Linked DNA regions of Homo sapiens: all the other regions are linked to region 1. Evidence: chromatin contacts called from ENCODE Hi-C or POLR2A ChIA-PET data. All regions are on one chromosome and are shown on one strand. Each heading gives the region's core, a stretch centred on a gene start or an enhancer-like site at or near the end of the contact. The rest is flanking DNA. Distances are from core to core; before and after follow the strand shown.

What was found. A loop is a pair of places that touch in the nucleus more often than their neighbours do. ChIA-PET counts read pairs that join two places held with the same protein, here RNA polymerase II (POLR2A). Pooled maps may share reads with other maps.
Region 2: a loop to region 1 is called in a pooled map, with 5 times the contacts of the local background. The contact joins two enhancer-like sites. A Hi-C loop is called at or near these places in 2 of 37 single-sample maps with no recorded cell type and 2 of 50 pooled maps. POLR2A ChIA-PET finds 5 or more read pairs at or near these places in 1 of 52 experiments (T-cell).
Region 3: a map with no recorded cell type shows a loop between it and region 1 (19-fold over the local background). The contact joins two enhancer-like sites. A Hi-C loop is called at or near these places in 3 of 37 single-sample maps with no recorded cell type and 4 of 50 pooled maps.
Region 4: a loop to region 1 is called in a pooled map, with 4 times the contacts of the local background. The contact joins two enhancer-like sites. A Hi-C loop is called at or near these places in 1 of 50 pooled maps. POLR2A ChIA-PET finds 5 or more read pairs at or near these places in 2 of 52 experiments (GM12878 and activated CD8-positive, alpha-beta memory T cell).
Region 5: a loop to region 1 is called in a pooled map, with 6 times the contacts of the local background. The contact joins two enhancer-like sites. A Hi-C loop is called at or near these places in 2 of 37 single-sample maps with no recorded cell type and 6 of 50 pooled maps. POLR2A ChIA-PET finds 5 or more read pairs at or near these places in 1 of 52 experiments (GM12878).
Region 6: a loop to region 1 is called in a map with no recorded cell type, with 9 times the contacts of the local background. The contact joins two enhancer-like sites. A Hi-C loop is called at or near these places in 2 of 37 single-sample maps with no recorded cell type and 3 of 50 pooled maps.

The regions. Positions count from the first base shown.
Region 1 is chr12:93,847,450-93,850,149 of GRCh38, forward strand. CRADD (CARD and death domain containing adaptor protein) reads left to right here. Exons shown (of 3, transcript NM_003805.5): 3 at 2,521-2,700. Among named protein-coding and RNA genes, the nearest start is that of CRADD-AS1, 110 kb to the left of the region's middle. RefSeq lists a silencer at 545-594 and an enhancer at 1,511-1,610. Within about 2 kb of position 1,407, at least 11 of the 41 ENCODE cell types and tissues checked have a DNase peak (open chromatin) inside an H3K27ac peak, as active enhancers do.
Region 2 is chr12:93,060,652-93,063,351 of GRCh38, forward strand. All of the region lies in intron 3 of LOC643339 (a long non-coding RNA gene), which reads right to left. Among named protein-coding and RNA genes, the nearest start is that of LINC02413, 71 kb to the left of the region's middle. Within about 2 kb of position 1,305, at least 10 of the 41 ENCODE cell types and tissues checked have a DNase peak (open chromatin) inside an H3K27ac peak, as active enhancers do.
Region 3 is chr12:94,816,860-94,819,562 of GRCh38, forward strand. No RefSeq gene overlaps it. Among named protein-coding and RNA genes, the nearest start is that of MIR492, 16 kb to the right of the region's middle. RefSeq lists an enhancer at 1,182-1,701. Within about 2 kb of position 1,337, at least 3 of the 41 ENCODE cell types and tissues checked have a DNase peak (open chromatin) inside an H3K27ac peak, as active enhancers do.
Region 4 is chr12:94,620,448-94,623,147 of GRCh38, forward strand. All of the region lies in intron 1 of TMCC3 (transmembrane and coiled-coil domain family 3), which reads right to left. Among named protein-coding and RNA genes, the nearest start is that of TMCC3, 29 kb to the right of the region's middle. RefSeq lists enhancers at 816-935, 1,276-1,595. Within about 2 kb of position 1,389, at least 13 of the 41 ENCODE cell types and tissues checked have a DNase peak (open chromatin) inside an H3K27ac peak, as active enhancers do.
Region 5 is chr12:94,638,983-94,641,702 of GRCh38, forward strand. The region is part of intron 1 of TMCC3 (transmembrane and coiled-coil domain family 3); the gene reads right to left. Among named protein-coding and RNA genes, the nearest start is that of TMCC3, 10 kb to the right of the region's middle. RefSeq lists an enhancer at 1,544-1,623. Within about 2 kb of position 1,374, at least 5 of the 41 ENCODE cell types and tissues checked have a DNase peak (open chromatin) inside an H3K27ac peak, as active enhancers do.
Region 6 is chr12:93,242,958-93,245,657 of GRCh38, forward strand. All of the region lies in intron 2 of LOC643339 (a long non-coding RNA gene), which reads right to left. Among named protein-coding and RNA genes, the nearest start is that of LINC02412, 70 kb to the left of the region's middle. RefSeq lists an enhancer at 745-1,004. Within about 2 kb of position 1,299, at least 16 of the 41 ENCODE cell types and tissues checked have a DNase peak (open chromatin) inside an H3K27ac peak, as active enhancers do.

The sequences.
Region 1 (2,700 bases), core at 157-2,656:
CTTGACCTGAAAGAAGTCAAGAGACTATGGCAGTCATGAGCATTGCTTGAAAAAAAAAAAAAAAAAAAAAAACCTCCCTGTGATGAAATTGACCCAAATGACTCAAATCAGAAGAACAGACCCAGGAGTAGAAAAGCCACAGATGAAGAACAGTAACAACAGCAACAACAACAAAACACTGGTGAGCATTCAACCATTACAATGCCACCTTAGGACTAAACAATGGGGCAAGGGGGCATGGATGATTGTTAAAGAAATGTATAACTATTAGGCATCTGGCAAAATAAAAATTATGTAAGTGAAAAAAAATCAAGTGTGAGGAAGTGGAGAGGAAATGTAAAGTAATTATAGAGTATTTCTATAAAAACATGCAGTTAACCCTTGAGTTTTCGTAACTTTTTTCTGTGCATTAAATTGTGTGTGTGTATGTTTTCAAGTATGTTAACTTGTAACCGCTGGTCAGAATGTCATTTTGTTTCACTTCTGCTTTTTCTTCTGTTACATCCAAACAAAATTACATAGCTCTTACTGGAAAGAAAAGGTCATATGTTATCATTTTAAATGAACCCATTACCCTCTATCTAGCCTTCTACCAGTGTATGTGCATACAGAGATATCCAGAATGATGGTCACCAACTGTAAACACAATAGCGGGATATTGGATGATTTCTTTTCTTCTTTGCGCTGTTTTCTGTTGCTTTATTTTTTTTTTAATGAGCCTATGTTTTTATACAAGCCGTAAAATCATTGCTGTTAATCTCAACTATTGATCAGTAGTGTCATCAGTATTCTAATTGCGTCATAGTCATTGTTTTTTAAATTGTAGTGTTGACAAACACCAGAAAGAGCCCTTGACAATATTTTTGCAACTCATCTCTAAGGTGCTGGCCGCTGCCCAGAGGCCAAAGACATGGGCTGTGGAAAACATCAGCTCTTGTAATAAGGTGCCTTTGCCTTCTTATTGAATCATAAATCAAAACACAATAGTGGACTGATGAGCATGAAGTAGACTGACCTGAATCCCTGTGATGCTGATGGATGGGAGTATAGTGTACTGTGCTGTCAAACAAATGTCTGAACCTAGCAAATGACTTTGGATGTTTGGAGTCCGTCTCAATCTCTGCACTTGGCTGCTGTGAGTGCCTTTCACTTCCTCCATTGCGATTCTCCTGCCTCTGGGCCTTTGCACATGCAATTCTCTCTTCTCGAGATGCGCCACGCCCTGTTCCTCCTTCATCACCCAGCTCCTCCTCCTAGTGTTCAGGGCTTAGCTTTAGCCTCCTTCCCCTGGAAGGCCTTCCCTAATGAAGTTAGGAGCTCCTCTGTATAACCAAAGGCACTGCTCACTGGTTTTGCTGGGCACATTTATAACCATTCACTCAATGTCATGCTTCTTAGCAGACTGGCCTCAGGCAAATAAGAATCTAGTTCAGGAAGTGTAAGGTCAGATTTCCTCGTTGCCCCGTCTCATACTTCCTGTTCCTCTTCTGGGCTCTGCCAGAACGGTAACTCCACTCTTGTGGCCTCTGCTATGAACAAACCCCGCTCTCTTCCCTTCCTGCTACCCTATGGCCTCTTAGGTTTATTTTGTTCTCAGCAGCCCTCTTGGCTCTGGCTTCTGTTAGCAGCTACACGTTTTCTCGGTAATATTTCAAGTTCAACCTCATCGGCGAGGGTAGCTGTTTGGTTTAGCCTTTGTCCTCTAGCACGTGCCTTTCCTGCAGGGAGGGGCATTCCCAGCCTTGGAACAGGCCCCATCACTAAGGCCACAGACAGTGCCAGAGGGAGCTGGGGTCTGTGCAGCCATTCTTGAATTCCCCCAGAATGCCTTGCCTGGCCTTGAGTAAAAGGGATAGAAGTGAAAAAAGCCTGTTACAAAGCAGCATGTACGAGGTAACCCTTCATGTGTGTTTTATATATCAAAGAAAATAGACTAGTTATTATCAATGAGTTTTTCTGGTGGGATTTCTAGTTATTTTTATTTTGTTGCTTTCAAAGTTTCTGTAACAGGCAGGGTGCTGTGGCTCACGCCTGTAATCCTAGCACTTTGGGAGGCCAAGGCAGGTGGATCACCTGAGGTCAGGAGTTCAAGACCAGCCTGGCCAACATGGTGAAACCCTGTCTCTGCTAAAAATACAAAAATTAGCTGGGCATGGTGGCAGTTGCCTGTAATCCCAGCTACTTGGGAGGCTGAAACAGGAGAATCACTTCAACCCAGGAGGTGGAGTTTGTAGTGAGCCAACATCATGCCATTGCTCTCCAGCCTGGGTGACAGAGTGAAACACCGTCTCAAAAAAAAAAAAAAAAAAAGTTTCTGTAAAAACATTTTCACAGATACTTAACAGCATTGAAGCCCTGAATCATGGCGTTGTACAGAGCAGCCCCCAGGAAGAAGACAAGAGCCAATTGGCTCTGCCATTTGGAAGCATTGCCTTCTTCTCCCCACGATTCTCATTTCTGCCCCCAAATGATGTGTTTGTTGCCTTGCTCATTTCACCGGGGTGTCTTTTTCCTCCTCAGGTGACAGATTGACTGGGATCCCCTCGCACATCCTCAACAGCTCCCCATCAGACCGGCAGATTAACCAGCTGGCCCAGAGGCTGGGCCCTGAGTGGGAGCCCATGGTGCTGTCTCTGGGACTGTCCCAGACGGATATCTACCGCTGTAAGGCCAACCACCCCCACAACGTGCAGTCGCAGG
Region 2 (2,700 bases), core at 55-2,554, 790 kb before region 1:
AAATTTTATATGTTTTTATAATAAAGAAAAATGAAAACAAAAAGATCATCTAGTATCTCCCCCCTTCCCCTTTACAGGTGACTGAAGTAAAGCCCAGAGAAGGTAAGCGACTTATCCAAGGTCACACAGTTCACGGAGGCAGAATCAGGATCAGAACCTGGGATTCTGACCCCTGCAGTAAGGGTCCGTCCATTACATCCTGCTCTCTATGTGAGGTGCTGAGGTAATGGAAAAGATGACACTGTTGATTTATCAGTAGTGACAGTGACATTCCAATGAACCTGAAAGGGATAAAGATTCTACTCTGCTTATAAATGTTCATGTGCCTGTGCTCTTTCTCCAAATCTCATCAGGATTATTCAAACCAGCAGTCTCTGACAGGCCACAGTGGAAACCTCAAGATATTCACAGCTGCTCTAGTCTGGAGACAGGCCAGAAAGCAGATGAGAGCAGTTTTTCCGTTCCTGGGCTGTTGCCCCTGTAATTTAGAAGTTCCGACACTGGAAAACAAGAAGAACTCAGGGGCTCACTTAAAAGCAAGCTCAGTGTGGGGTCTCCAATGTCGTGCAGGGAAGCTGCTAGTCAAAACTTGCTAATTTGAAATGGGTTCACTGACTCCTTCTTCGGACTCAGGGAATGAAGTCTTTTTTCCCCACTTAGGAGTTTTTCTTCGGCTCCTTATTTCAAATTCCATAAAAGAGACAACAGGAAAAGCTGGCCCTAGCCCAAGAAGCAGAGATGAAAACCAGATCTCTATTTTTGTAAGTGTGATGTCTATAGGTTGCCTTCTATTTTATATCAGAAAGTTCTATTGTTTCCATGGAAACAATGAGTGTGGCTGAGGATCCCTACAGGACCTCAGCACTTTTGGGGCTTGGGTGATTGGTGCTATTGGCTTGGTGATTCCAAAAACCTCCCTAAGTTTCAAAATTTTAAAGCTCAAGCCAACCTTCTCACACCCCTGCTGTGCTCCTCCCATCTCTTTGACACACAGATACCTCATGCATATGGCACTGCTCTGAGCTCTGAAGGTGTTAGGAAAATCCTCCCTGCAGAAATATGACCTGTGATAAAGAACTAAATAAAACATTTTTTGGCAAGAACATTTCTGAAGATCTTTCCAATCCAGAAATATTTTTTTTGTTTTCAGTAACCCTACCAAGGCTGAACCAGGATGCCTATAAAAAGCCTTCTGTGTTCCCCTAAGCACTCTTAATGAATCCTCAGGAAGGATGGAATAAGAGGGGGGTCAGAGACCTGAAGCCCGTGCCAGAGGCTGAGCATGCCAGCTTGGCTTGGTGCACTGGTGGCAGTGCTCAGGGCCCCTGCCTCCTGTCCTCCCATTGGCATGGTCTCAGCCCACACTCCTTAAGGGAATTGGCTGTGCTCCTGGCTTGTCTCGCCTGTGTGTCTGCTAGTTATCGAACAAAGGGTGGGATTACTTCCATGCCCAGTTTCCCAGATGCTCGCAAGCACAGAGCCAAGAATCAGCTGAAACAGAAGGGACAACTGAGCAGAGAAGCCCTCTTGATGAGACTCGGCCACACTTGAGCTGTTGTTCCTGCCACGAGACACACCTGTCATATAAAAGCCAACAAGCCATACAGGAAACATGGTGTGCCTCCTGTTTACAGCCGATCCTAGAAAACAAAAACTTTGCTGAGACAGCACCAAACGTGAAAATGGGGAGACCAGCCAAGGGGCCTGAACCGTGCACAGCCCCTCTCCCTGTTGCATAGACAGGAGGAGGAGTCAAAAGCTAAGAAGGTTTTGCTGCTTCCAGAAGCTGTTCCCTCACCTCCTCCTCTCCTTCACTAGGTATATTTTCCCCAATCTTCAAGGACTAGCTTCAGAGCCTGAAACTCCAGGAGCTGACCCCCTGATAAAACTTTTTACCCCAAAGTAAACGCAGGCAAGATGCTTGCTCCGGGTGGAATGATGGGCACCTCTTGGTTCATGGCTACCTTCTGCAAGCTAAAAGGACCTACAGGGTAGGGGTGCATACTATCCCTGGAAACCGAAACACAAGAAAGTCTCTTAAAACCCCCTTGATCACCCAAATGTCCAGAAGTCATTGGACCATCTGAGGCTCCTCCAGCCCCAATTCCTTCAGGAGCTAATTGCAGAAGAATTTCAAAAACGATCTCTCATCAACTTGTCCAAGGAAACCAGGACTCAATATACCAGAAAGTTGTGAAAATGGGGTGTCCAGTGGGATGACTAGATCCAAGGTTTAGGGAGAATTAGAAGGGAGATAGGAGAATTGAAGAAAGGTAAGGACAAAGAGGAAGATTATTCCAGGGCAAGAGAGAAAAAACCAAAAATATTAATTGGAGTAAATAAGAAAAGTATTAATTGGAGCTGTTTTGAGGGATCCAGAGAGGAAACCATTCCCCTGGCACAAGGTACATGTTTTAAGGGCAAGAGAAAAAAACATATGAAGAGCACTGAGTAAAAGCACTGAATTTTTTTCCTGGCTACTCCTTTGGAAAGAAGAAAGGGGAATTGTGTCCATAATTATGCATTTTTTTTTTTTTTGAGACAGAGTTCACTCTCTTGCCTAGGCTGGAGTGCAGTGGCATCATCTCAGCTCACTGCAACCTCCAGCTCCCAGCTTCAAGCAATTCTTCTGCCTCAGCCTCCCAAAGTAGCTGGGATTACAGGTGTGCACCACCATGCCCAGCTAATTTGTTTTTTAAA
Region 3 (2,703 bases), core at 87-2,586, 970 kb after region 1:
CTCTGCTAAAAATACAAAGATTAGCCGGGTGTGGTGGCTGGGGCCTGGAACCCCACCTACTTAGGAGGCTGAGGCACAAGAATTGCTTGAACCTGGGAGGCGGGCCATGAGCCTAGATCGCACCACTGCACTCCAGCTTGGATCACAGAGCGAGACTGTCTCAAAAAAAAAAAAAAAAAAAAAAAAAAAAGAAAGAACTTACTGTAAAATCTGCTTTGCTTTGTTACTCACTCTTATGAATACAGAGCCAATCACTGGTTCTAGCCTCACTATTATGCTATATTAAGGGAGGAGACCACCCCTCATATTGTCTTACACCCAATTTCTGCCTCCAAATAAAGAAGTAAAAACTAAAAGGCAGAAATGAAATCCACAGGCAGACAGCCCAGCGCTGAGCCCTGGGCCTGGTAGTTAAAGATCGACCCCTAACCTAAGCGGTTATGTCATCTATAGATTCCAGACATTATATGGAAAAGCATTGTGAAAATCCCTGTCCTGTTCCGTTCTGATTACCAGTGCATGCAGCCCCCAGTCACGTACTCCCAGCTTGCTCAATCGATCACGATCCTCTCACGCGGACCCCCTTAGAGTTGTAAGCCCTTAAAAGGGACAGGAATTGCTCACTTGGGGAGCTCAGTTGTTGGAGACGTGAGTCTTGCCGACGCTCCCAGCCGAATAAAGCCCTTCCTTAACTCGGTGTCTGAGGGGTTTTGTCTGCAGCTCGTCCTGCTACAATATTACTGTATATATGTAAAATATGCTATATTACTATATTTTCTCATTTATAAAGTGGGAGTAAAAATAACAGCTACCTCATTGCATTTTTGTGAGGATTAAATTAGTTAACACATGTATAATAGTTATGGGACATAGTGACCACTTAAGAAATGTTAGCTAGTATTATTGTTGTTGTTACCAGGCACTGTTCTGGCTAACATTCTATTAGACCAAGTTAAATATTAGTTCATTTAGTTAATCTGCCCAGAAAAGTATTAATAGAAGCAAGTTGCCCATATAACCTGTCCCCTTGACAACAAAATTTGCCTTCTGAAAGCCATTAATGGATTCTCAAGGTACAAGAATTGCCTATGAATTGTTTACTTTTTAGAATATGATTTCCCCTTGAGGCAGAATATATATTTAACAGGTCCTAAATGTATACCAGAAAGAACTGAATCGCCAGCTTCACTAACAGGTTTCTCTAAAAAGAAAATCAGACAGCAATTTTACCTTCTGTTCAGGCCAGATGATGTTCCTAATCCTGCAAGGTCTGGGGTACTTTCATCTGATAAGAGCCCATGAGCTTCTGAGAGCTTCAAATGACTACTACTTAGGTTAAAAATAAGCACCGAGAAACAAAAACTGAGAAACAAAAGCAGAAGTATTTCTAAAATTGCTCTCTTCGCACTGTCTCGCTGCGGGTACTTTCCTGTCTCTCAGATCACTGACCTTCAGTCCAGCAATTTCCAGTGTCCTGCAGGCTGCTGATCCCAAGATGCTCAGCCACACAAAGGTGTTGCGGCCAAGTAAGGTTGGGGAACCCATACTATACTCCCTTTTGCCACAATACCTTTTTAACCAGACTCCTTTTGTGATAGTAGGTAGCTAGTTAGACCTGAGCAGGGCAGAAGAGGGCTCCCCTGCCCCACTCCAGGAGTGTCAGGCAACCACTGAGGTCAGGCAGTTGTTAACTGTCTCTCTAAAATAATAATTGGGCCGGGCACGGTGGCTCACACCTGTAATCCCAGCACTTTGGGAGGCTGAGGCAGGCGGATCTCTTGAGGTCTGGAGTTTGAGACCAGCTTGGCCAACACAGTGAAACCCCATCTCTAATAAAAATACAAAAATTGGCAGGGCATGGTTGCGGGCACCTGTAATCCCAGCTTCCCCGGGAGCCTGAGGCAGGAGAATCGCTTGAACCTGGGAGGCGGAGGTTGCAGTGAGCCGAGATCGCACCACTGCACTCCAGCCTAGGCTACAGAGCGAGAATCTAAATAAAAGAATAAAATAAAATAAAATAATAATTGGTCACAGCCAGCACCAGAGAAAGGCAGTCTCCCAATAGATAGAAACACCTGAAGCTGGGAATCAGCAGTTTCCTGATAAGATCTCAGGAGTTGGGCCAGTGGGCTCAAGCAAAAAAGAGGCAAAATGGCAAAGTTTAACTGGTATATGACCTTCTAGGAACATTCAACTGGTAAGAGAAGAATGCCTCGAGTGAGCATGCGTACAACTCCAGTAAACATACCGTGCATGCATCACTCCTAAGTGCTGGCAGCCACTGCGGATGCGGAGAGCCCACCCAAGGGAAGAATCAGGAGACAAGGGACACAAGCTCCTGGAAATATGACAACATATAAAATCCCAAGTCAATGGGGAATCCATGCACTTGATCTCTCCAGTCACCCCCTTGGCCCTCTTCCAAGTTCACTTCCTTTCATTCCTGCTGTAAAGCTTTTGAATAAACTTTCATTCCTCTAAAACTTGCCTTGGTCTCTGTGTCAAATATTTTCTTCTGAAGAGGGAAGAATTGAGGTTGCTGCAGACCTGTATGGACTCACCACTGCTAACACCTTTTTCAAGGAATATCTACTAGAATCTAGGTGTTGGAAATGCTGAAATAGTCTAAACTAACCAATTATTTCCACCTTAAAATGACTGTAGGCTCATTCACCTGGCCTGGCAAAGTCAGCACTTACTTAA
Region 4 (2,700 bases), core at 139-2,638, 770 kb after region 1:
CAGCTAATTTTTGTATTTTTAGTAGAGACAGGGTTTCACCATGTTGGCCAGGCTAGTCTTGAACTCCTGACCTCAGGTGATCCATCTGCCTCGGCCTCCCAAAGTGCTGGGATTACAGGCATGAGCTACTGTGCAGGGCCTGTGGAATTTTTTTTTTTTCAAATGAATTCACACTTAAGCTACTTAATAGAAAAAAATGTGAACCTTTATCATTTAGAGCTACTAAACACTTCATTAAACAATATCACTTAATCTTTGCTAAACACGAACTAGAAAAACTAGGCACAAATAGAAACTGTATAGACCAGATATACATTAGAATGGGTCTGCTTTAGCAGTTAATGGTTTAATCATTAACCAGGTCAGGGTATTTTTCTCTAAGGCACTTTATGTGTTGCTGACTCTTCTACAATCTAAGTGGCTCAATGTAAACCATTCCCCTTGTGCTAAACATGCGTGTTTATACTTAAAGTCGATTTCACTGAGGAAATTAGGGTAGGGTCAGTTTGTAAGGTTTTGCCCTAAACCTTAAAAAGAACACAAAATCCTTCAGGTCTTAAGCAAGATTGATGCCCAGGCCCTATGAAGGACACATTGAATCTTCTGTATATTTTTTAACAAGCTCCACAGGTAATTTGGATGTGGCTGGCATTGCCTCGTGCACACCTAAAGTAACCATGCTTAGAAAACGCTGTGTTATCCAAAAGAAACACAGCACAGAGAATTCTATGAACAAACTATTGCAGTACTCTAAGATTTTAAAATAAGTAACTTTCTCAAACACTGATATGGGGTTTAGAGTTAACACTGCGGGTAAGCAAACCCACCAGGCTCTCTCAGTTGACACAGCTCTTCTGGCTCCTTCGAGGAAGTGAGGACCAGTATGTGGAAGAGCCTTTGGGGCTGGTGTTTCTCAAGCTACAGCTTCAGGCAATCTCAGGGACAGAACCTGGACTGTGCATCTGACAGCCGCCTTTCTACCTCCCACCTCCACCCCATTCTTATGTCCAAGTAGTTTGAAACTATTGAGCTAGATCAGTATATCCCGAACACCAAATTGTTAAGAGTGGATGGAGCCCCAGTGATCTTTCCCACTCCCCAGACCAGTGAATCAGGAAATCTCTACTGGAGGTTCTGCAGTACCCCAGGTTCTTTATCTAAACAGGAAAGTTAGGAAACACCAATTTAGGTCAAACTCATTTTAAGATAAGGAAATCAAGGCCCAAGAAGTTTAAGTGATTTCACCAAGGACTTATAGCTGATTAATGATAGCTGGGAGCTGTGAAACCTGGTGAGCTAATTCTTCCCTCTTAGACCAATACTGCTTGTTATATTATGTGTAATCATGAGAGCCCCAGTATCTGTGCAGTTTCTGATTCACCAGGAAGAGGCCCCAAGTGATTAATAAAGCCTGAACCCAGGGGCATGTCAGAACGCACCACTGGTTTAAAGGATGACTGACATGGTAAAGTGTCCAACGTCAACCTGCCCTCGGAATTCTTTCACTTTCAGTATCAGTAGGAGAAATATACAATTGTACATTTCATAGAAAAGTAAACCCAGCCCCACACAGTTAACAACCAGGTGAAGCGGGAACACAGGACAATTCAAAGTTTTCGGATCACACCATTTCTTGGTCAAATATTAGTACCTTCAGCAAAAGACCTCTAATTACCACACACTTTTGGTTATGGCAACAGCCTGCTCCTTACTTTTGGGAGAGAGGAGTACTCCACACCCATGGCCTGAAACCAGGATCTCCAAACCCATCAAAGAGAAACATGGATGGGAAACCAAACCCCCCAAGCTTGGAAAGCATCCAGCAAGCTTTAATTCAGGGAGAGTTCAATCGAGATATAATTGCCTCTAATTGGCCCTCCCACACGATCTCACAACATACAGCTATAATCAGTTCCACAAAGAATATGTTATATTTCTTTTCTCCCTTGAAAAGCCAGAATCCTCTCTTGTTAGGTACTTACCATCACTGTTTTGATTTTTGTAAATATACCGAGACATTAAAAAAGGAAGAATGAATGGGTAAAAGCAAAGAAGTAGATGGATTTCTTTTTTAAAATAAGCACTGATCCCTATGACCTTAATGATAACCCAGTGCGATTCAAATCTGTAATGGAGACTGATGTCGACTCAGGAAACCTTTCTAGTCCAGGGCACATGTGATCCAAAAAACACATTCATCTGGTCGGACATTTTCCATACTCTGATTTTTATCTTTCTTGGCATGCTCAACTCTCCTTTAATAAAGTCACAACCCTTTGTTGCCATGGAACCCAATCAGACACGGAGCCTGTTACTATGACTTCCCTGCAGATATAAAAAAAGACCCAGTGACCAAAAGACCAGCTCTTTCTTAAAAAAAAAAAAAAAATTACAAGGCAAAGAGGCTCCAAAAAAACCTCAACACTTCTGTATTTACTGAAGTTTAATCTTTTATGTAGGCTCACCTGAACTCTTCAGCCAAAGCTAGCTCATGTTTCAGCTGGAACTTTCCAAAGAAAATGATTTTACAAATAAATACCTAGGCAAAGAAGGTAAAAAATATTCTTGGGATATCTTACTTTTCTTCTTCTTCTAGGCAAGCTTTCTGAAATTTGAGTAGCTGTTTAGCAAACATGTGTCAATCAGCAGCTGCCAAATTGCAATATTCATTTCCATCAATACTTAATGTTGCCAAGAGCT
Region 5 (2,720 bases), core at 124-2,623, 790 kb after region 1:
AGGTTCAACTTTACTTTAGAAAAACATGTAACTCAAATTTCTTCTCCACCCACTATCTGTCCTTGCCTGAAATTCCCAAAGAATTCATATTTTCTGGATGTTCCACTCTTCGGCCTATCGTCATCCATTACCTCAGTTTCTCCCAGGTCATGGTCGTCAGAAGACTAAAGAGGAAATAATACAGAGAGAAGCAAGCTCAGCTCATTTCCAAGCTCCTTCAAGTATTTCCACCTAGATGAGACTGCCTTTGACTTATCAGATTGGGCTTCTGTTCATCCCAGTAACAATCATTTATATTGAATTAAATCAATTGATGAGGCCGAGTATGGTGGCTCACTCCTATAATCCCAGCACTTTGGGAGGGTGAGGCAGGTGGATCACTTGAGGCCAGGAGTTTGAGACCATCTCAGCCAAAATGGCGAAACCCCATCTCTACCAAAAATACAAAAAAATTAGCTGGCATGGTGGTGGGCACCTGTAGTTCCAGCTACTGGGGAGGCTGAGGCAGAATTGCTTGAACCTGGGAGGCGGAGGCTGCAGTGAGCCAAGACTGCACCACTACACTCCAGCCTGGGCAACAGAACGAGACTCTATCTCATAAATAAATAAGTAAATAAATAAATTGATGAGTACCTCATTTGGTATACAAGGATTTAAGATAGATTACAGGAAACACATATATGTAAACACACACACACACACACACACACACACACACACACATTGAAACCAGGCCAGAAAAAAATATAAATTAGAAAAGGAAGCCAAAATCAAGAGGTAAGAAAAAAAAAAAAAAAAGAAGAAGAAAAGAAAAAGAAGCAGGCTATAAAAATCTCACTCGGTTCTGCTGAAATTTGGATCTGGGTTCCTGTTGGCCAAAATAAAAAAGGAAAACACTCACTAACTCAAATTTTCACAACCCATGAGTGGGAAAAATGTTTCTAAGCATCTTCTAGACCATGGGTCTAAAGATAAATATTTCATGAAGGAACGAAAGGAGATGATACATTAAGACCAGGGTTTTCCTAGATGATTCTGAATTATTTTAGGTGACATAAGACAAAAGCATTAAATAACATAGAATCACAGTGAGCGAGTTATTTCCTTTTCAATCCTCAATCCAATTCAGTTGATTCAGTCCAGGAAAAGTCTTTGGTGCTAAAAACTTTCTAACATTGCTCCAACACTTGCTAACTAGTTTTGTTGAGACAGGGTCTCGCCATCACCCAGGTTGGAGTGCACTGATGCAATCAAGGCTCACTGCAGCCTCACCCCTCCCACCTCACCCCTCCCAGGGCTCAGGTGATCCTCCCACCTCAGCCTCCTGAGTAGCTGAGAGCATATGTATGCATCACCAAGTCCAGCTAATTTTTGTATCTTTTGTAGAGATGGGGTTTGGCCATGTTGCTCAGGCTGGTCTCAAACTCCTGGGCTTAAGCAATCCACCCACCTTGGCCTCCCACAGTGCTGGGAATACAGGCGTGAGCCACCACACCCAGTGCTAATCTACTTCTTAATCTGCTGCTGGGAGGCCTCAAACTCAGAAGATATATAGCTAGAATAATGACACTGATACTTTGAAAATAAATGTAAGTTTTAAGGAGATAACTGATTTAGAAATATCAAGCAAATAACAGTGCAGGTGGTATGAGGCTGTGTGTCGTAGATGTGGGAATGACTGAACTTTGGGAAACTGCGGTAGACCACGAATGACTCAAACTCAGAACAACAAATGTTGTAATGGGTTTCCCAACACCGCTTCTAATGGCTGCTCACAAAGCCGCTAAGTGAAAGAGCTGACGTTCAAGTTTCACTCCAGAGTCCATTTCCTGATGCTTCACTCTGTTGCTCAAATCCAGAGGTAAGCTTAAGAGAGGGATGTTGGGGGCAACGAGGAAAAGACAGATGATCGACATTTAAGAAGTAAACCATTGGGGCCAGGTGCAGTGGCTCATGCCTGTAATCCCAGCACTTTGGGAGGCCAAGGCAGGCAGATCACCTGAGGTCAGGAGTTTGAGACCAGCCTGGTCAACATGGTGAAACCCTGTCTCTACTAAAAATACAAAAATTATCTGGACATGATGGTATGTGCCTGTAATCCCAGCTACTCAGGAGGCTGAGGCAGGAGAATTGCTTGAACCTGGGAGGCAGAGGTTGCAGTCAGCCAAGATGGCACCACTGCACTCCAGCCTGGGTGACAGACCCAGACCCTGTCTCAAAAAAAAAAAGAAAAGAAAAGAAATAAACCACTGGATGCCTGGGTAGGGTGGGGGATTGAGGGAGCAGCTCAGGCATCTGGTTTGCTGACTGGCTGTATGGGAAAAGTATAATATTAACCAGGAATAGAAGGGCGGTTCAAAGAATGAATCTGATATACAGACTTTGAGGTGCCTGTGGAACAAGAGGTAGGTGGAAGTGTCTCATAGGATACAGTAAAAGCCACATTTTACTCCCCGGCTGGGCTCTCAAATTGGCGTGTAAGGCAGAAGTCACACGGGCTTTTTCTAGGGGGACGCTTCACTGGGTATTGCACCAGACATGCTGTCTCTCCATGGGCCATCGGACTCAAGTCCTGTCTTTCCCCTAGTGTTGGAGCAGATAATTGTTTCTTTGGTCAAGGACTAGGTGAAGTTTTAGGCTTGGGTTTAAGGGTTGTGTTATATTGTATGCAAATTTTATATATTGAAAACACTCGGTGCTAGAAGAGACCCTTAAGGCGA
Region 6 (2,700 bases), core at 49-2,548, 600 kb before region 1:
TACTGCCAGGAGTTCCTTAAACCTTTCCCACATCTGTGAACACCAGGCAGAAGTTGTCCAAATGGTCCAAGTTGCTGATCTTTGCTCAAAGGAAGGCCCTGCTGGCATGGACCCCTCAGTTTACAAAGAGGTGGCATCTGACATACTCTGCCCCACTAACAGCTAAAATCCTCATGCTGTTATCTTTCTTGACTGTACCCTTCTGCTAAGATCTCCACTTAAAGGACATTGTTTTGGTCAGCACTCTGACTTGCTTGTTTTGGGTAAAGGAGAGGAAATTGACATTTACTAGACACTTTCTATGCGTCTGATGTCACATAAGACACTTTACATGCTTTATTCCATGTAATTCTAACAAGTGCAAAAAAATCATAATAGCAAATGTTTATCTAGTGTTTCCCATGTACCATGCACTGTTGTAAATGCTTTACATAGTCTCACTCTCTCAAGGCTCAAGGCAACTCTACGTGGTAGATGCTGCTATTACCCCCACTCTATAAATGAGCAAATAGAAGGATAAAGAGGTGAAAATAATTTGTGTAAGGTCACATAGACAGTAGCAGAGCCAGATCGGAACACAGTCACAGTCCATGCATCTAACCACACTACCATTGTCTGCCATTATCTGTCCTGTCAGATGAGAAAACCAAAGCTCAAAGAAGCAGCTCTCTCAAAGGCACACCGGAAGTGGAAGAACTGGTACCAGAACCCATGTCTGTCTACTCCCAAGTCCGTGTTTCTCCTCTAGACCACAGGCTCTCAGAGCATAGTTCCCAGACCAGCAACATCTGTAACAACTGGGAAACTTGTTAGAAATGCAAATTCTTGGCCCCACTCCAGATCTACTAAATCTGAAAGTCTGGCATGGGGCCCAGTCATCTCTATTTTAACAGGACTCCAGGTGATTCCCATGCAGACTAAAGTTTGGGAGGCACTCCTCTACACCATGCTGCCTTCTGTAGAGCACTGAATTTTGATTTTACCGGCAAGGACTAGAGATAGTGCTGTCTAGTGGTTAGAAGCTCTGGGAAGCTAAGAAACAACTTGGTCATGACCCAGCATATTTCACTGTCCTTGACAGTAGACAGGCCAGGGGTTGCTTTTTCCCCCCTTAGCAAATTCATGGAGCAGAAAAAGAACAGCTGCACTGTGGTCAAGAGGAAGACTGGATTCTGTCCTTGGCCATCCTTTACCCTGCTGATCACTTTTCAGATCCAGAGATTCTCAGTGCCTTTCTGTTCAATGTTCTGCTGCTTTTGCCTGCCAGCTTTGTCAGCTCCTACCTGTGACCCTTCTTGTCTTTCAACCCCTCCCACTTCAGGAGGAAGCACTTCTGTGGCAATATGTTCAGCTGATGAGCTGCCCTCCTGGTTCAGATATTGTGCAATGCAAAACATTTCTTAACAATTCCGGAAGCAAACTTTTTTTTTCTCCTTTATTGCTGTCAGGATCAGTTCAGTAGCTACACTAAAGCTTTCACCACTCACTGCTTCACTGAAAAGTTTAAGACCAGAGCGTTCTGCTGAATCAAGCTGTTGTTGAGAGGTTCAGTGTACGTATATAAAACAGAACAATAATTGATTTTTATAGAGGCTGAAAGAAAGTTAAGGAATCTTGGATGGCTCAGGGTGGGAGCTTGAAAGGCTTTTGACTCAGGATGAAGGATCACATGGTCCTCAATTTGTGCTTAATAGCTACAACATGGGGAAAGAGAGAGAGAGAGACACGGTATATAGGGGAAGAAGCTAAGTTAGCGCCAAGCTGAGTATTTTGCAGTCAGGGATCAAAAGGATACTACTTTTAAAAACCATATTTCTTCTTTAACAAACATTAATTCAAGCTCATTGAGTTTCTGTAGGTCATACGTTTCAATCCAGGATCAGCAACACAGAGTGTGTTATTTCACTTTCAATGCTGAGGGTGGGGACCTCCCCCTGCGAGAACATGCTGTATGTTGATTAAAGTTGCAAGGAGAGCTATGAAGGATCTGCCCAAATCTCCTTAATCTCTTTTTCTTCCTTCTTGATAGGTTTCTAGGGATCTGTTGGTTGAATTGTTCTGTGCTTGATATGGAATCTTGGTTTTTATTGGCCCACAGTAAAACTAATTACTACTGGAAAGGGCACCAAATTAAGATTAGCAAGCCTGACTTGATTTATCAAAATGGAATGTATGTATGTAATGGGTGAGTGTGTAGATGTTAGAATCAGGCAGAACACTCCTCAGTTTATGACCTCTCCAAAACCTGGTAGCGGCCGGGCGTGGTGCTCACGCCTGTAATCCCAGCACTTTGGGAGGCTAAGGTGGGCAGGTCATTTGAGGTCAGGAGTTCAAGGCCAGCCTGGCCAACATGGCGAAAACCCATCTCTACTAAAAATACAAAAATTAGCTGGGTGTGGTGGCACATGCCTGCAGTTCCATCTACTCAGGAGGCTGAGGCAGGAGAATCACTTGAACCCGGGAGGCAGAGGTTGCAGTGAGCCGAGATCGTGCCACTGCACTCCTGCCTGGGCAACAGAGCAAGACTCTGTCTCAAAAACAAAACAAACAAACGAAAAAAACCTGGTGGATTATCTTAAGGATTAAGTGGGAAAATACAGGTAATTCCCAACCTGCACAGCTGGGGCATTCAATACTGTTAACTGTTATCAGTGAATTCGCACTCATCGGAGTCTAGTTGGTGCCCGCCCCTGTGCTGGC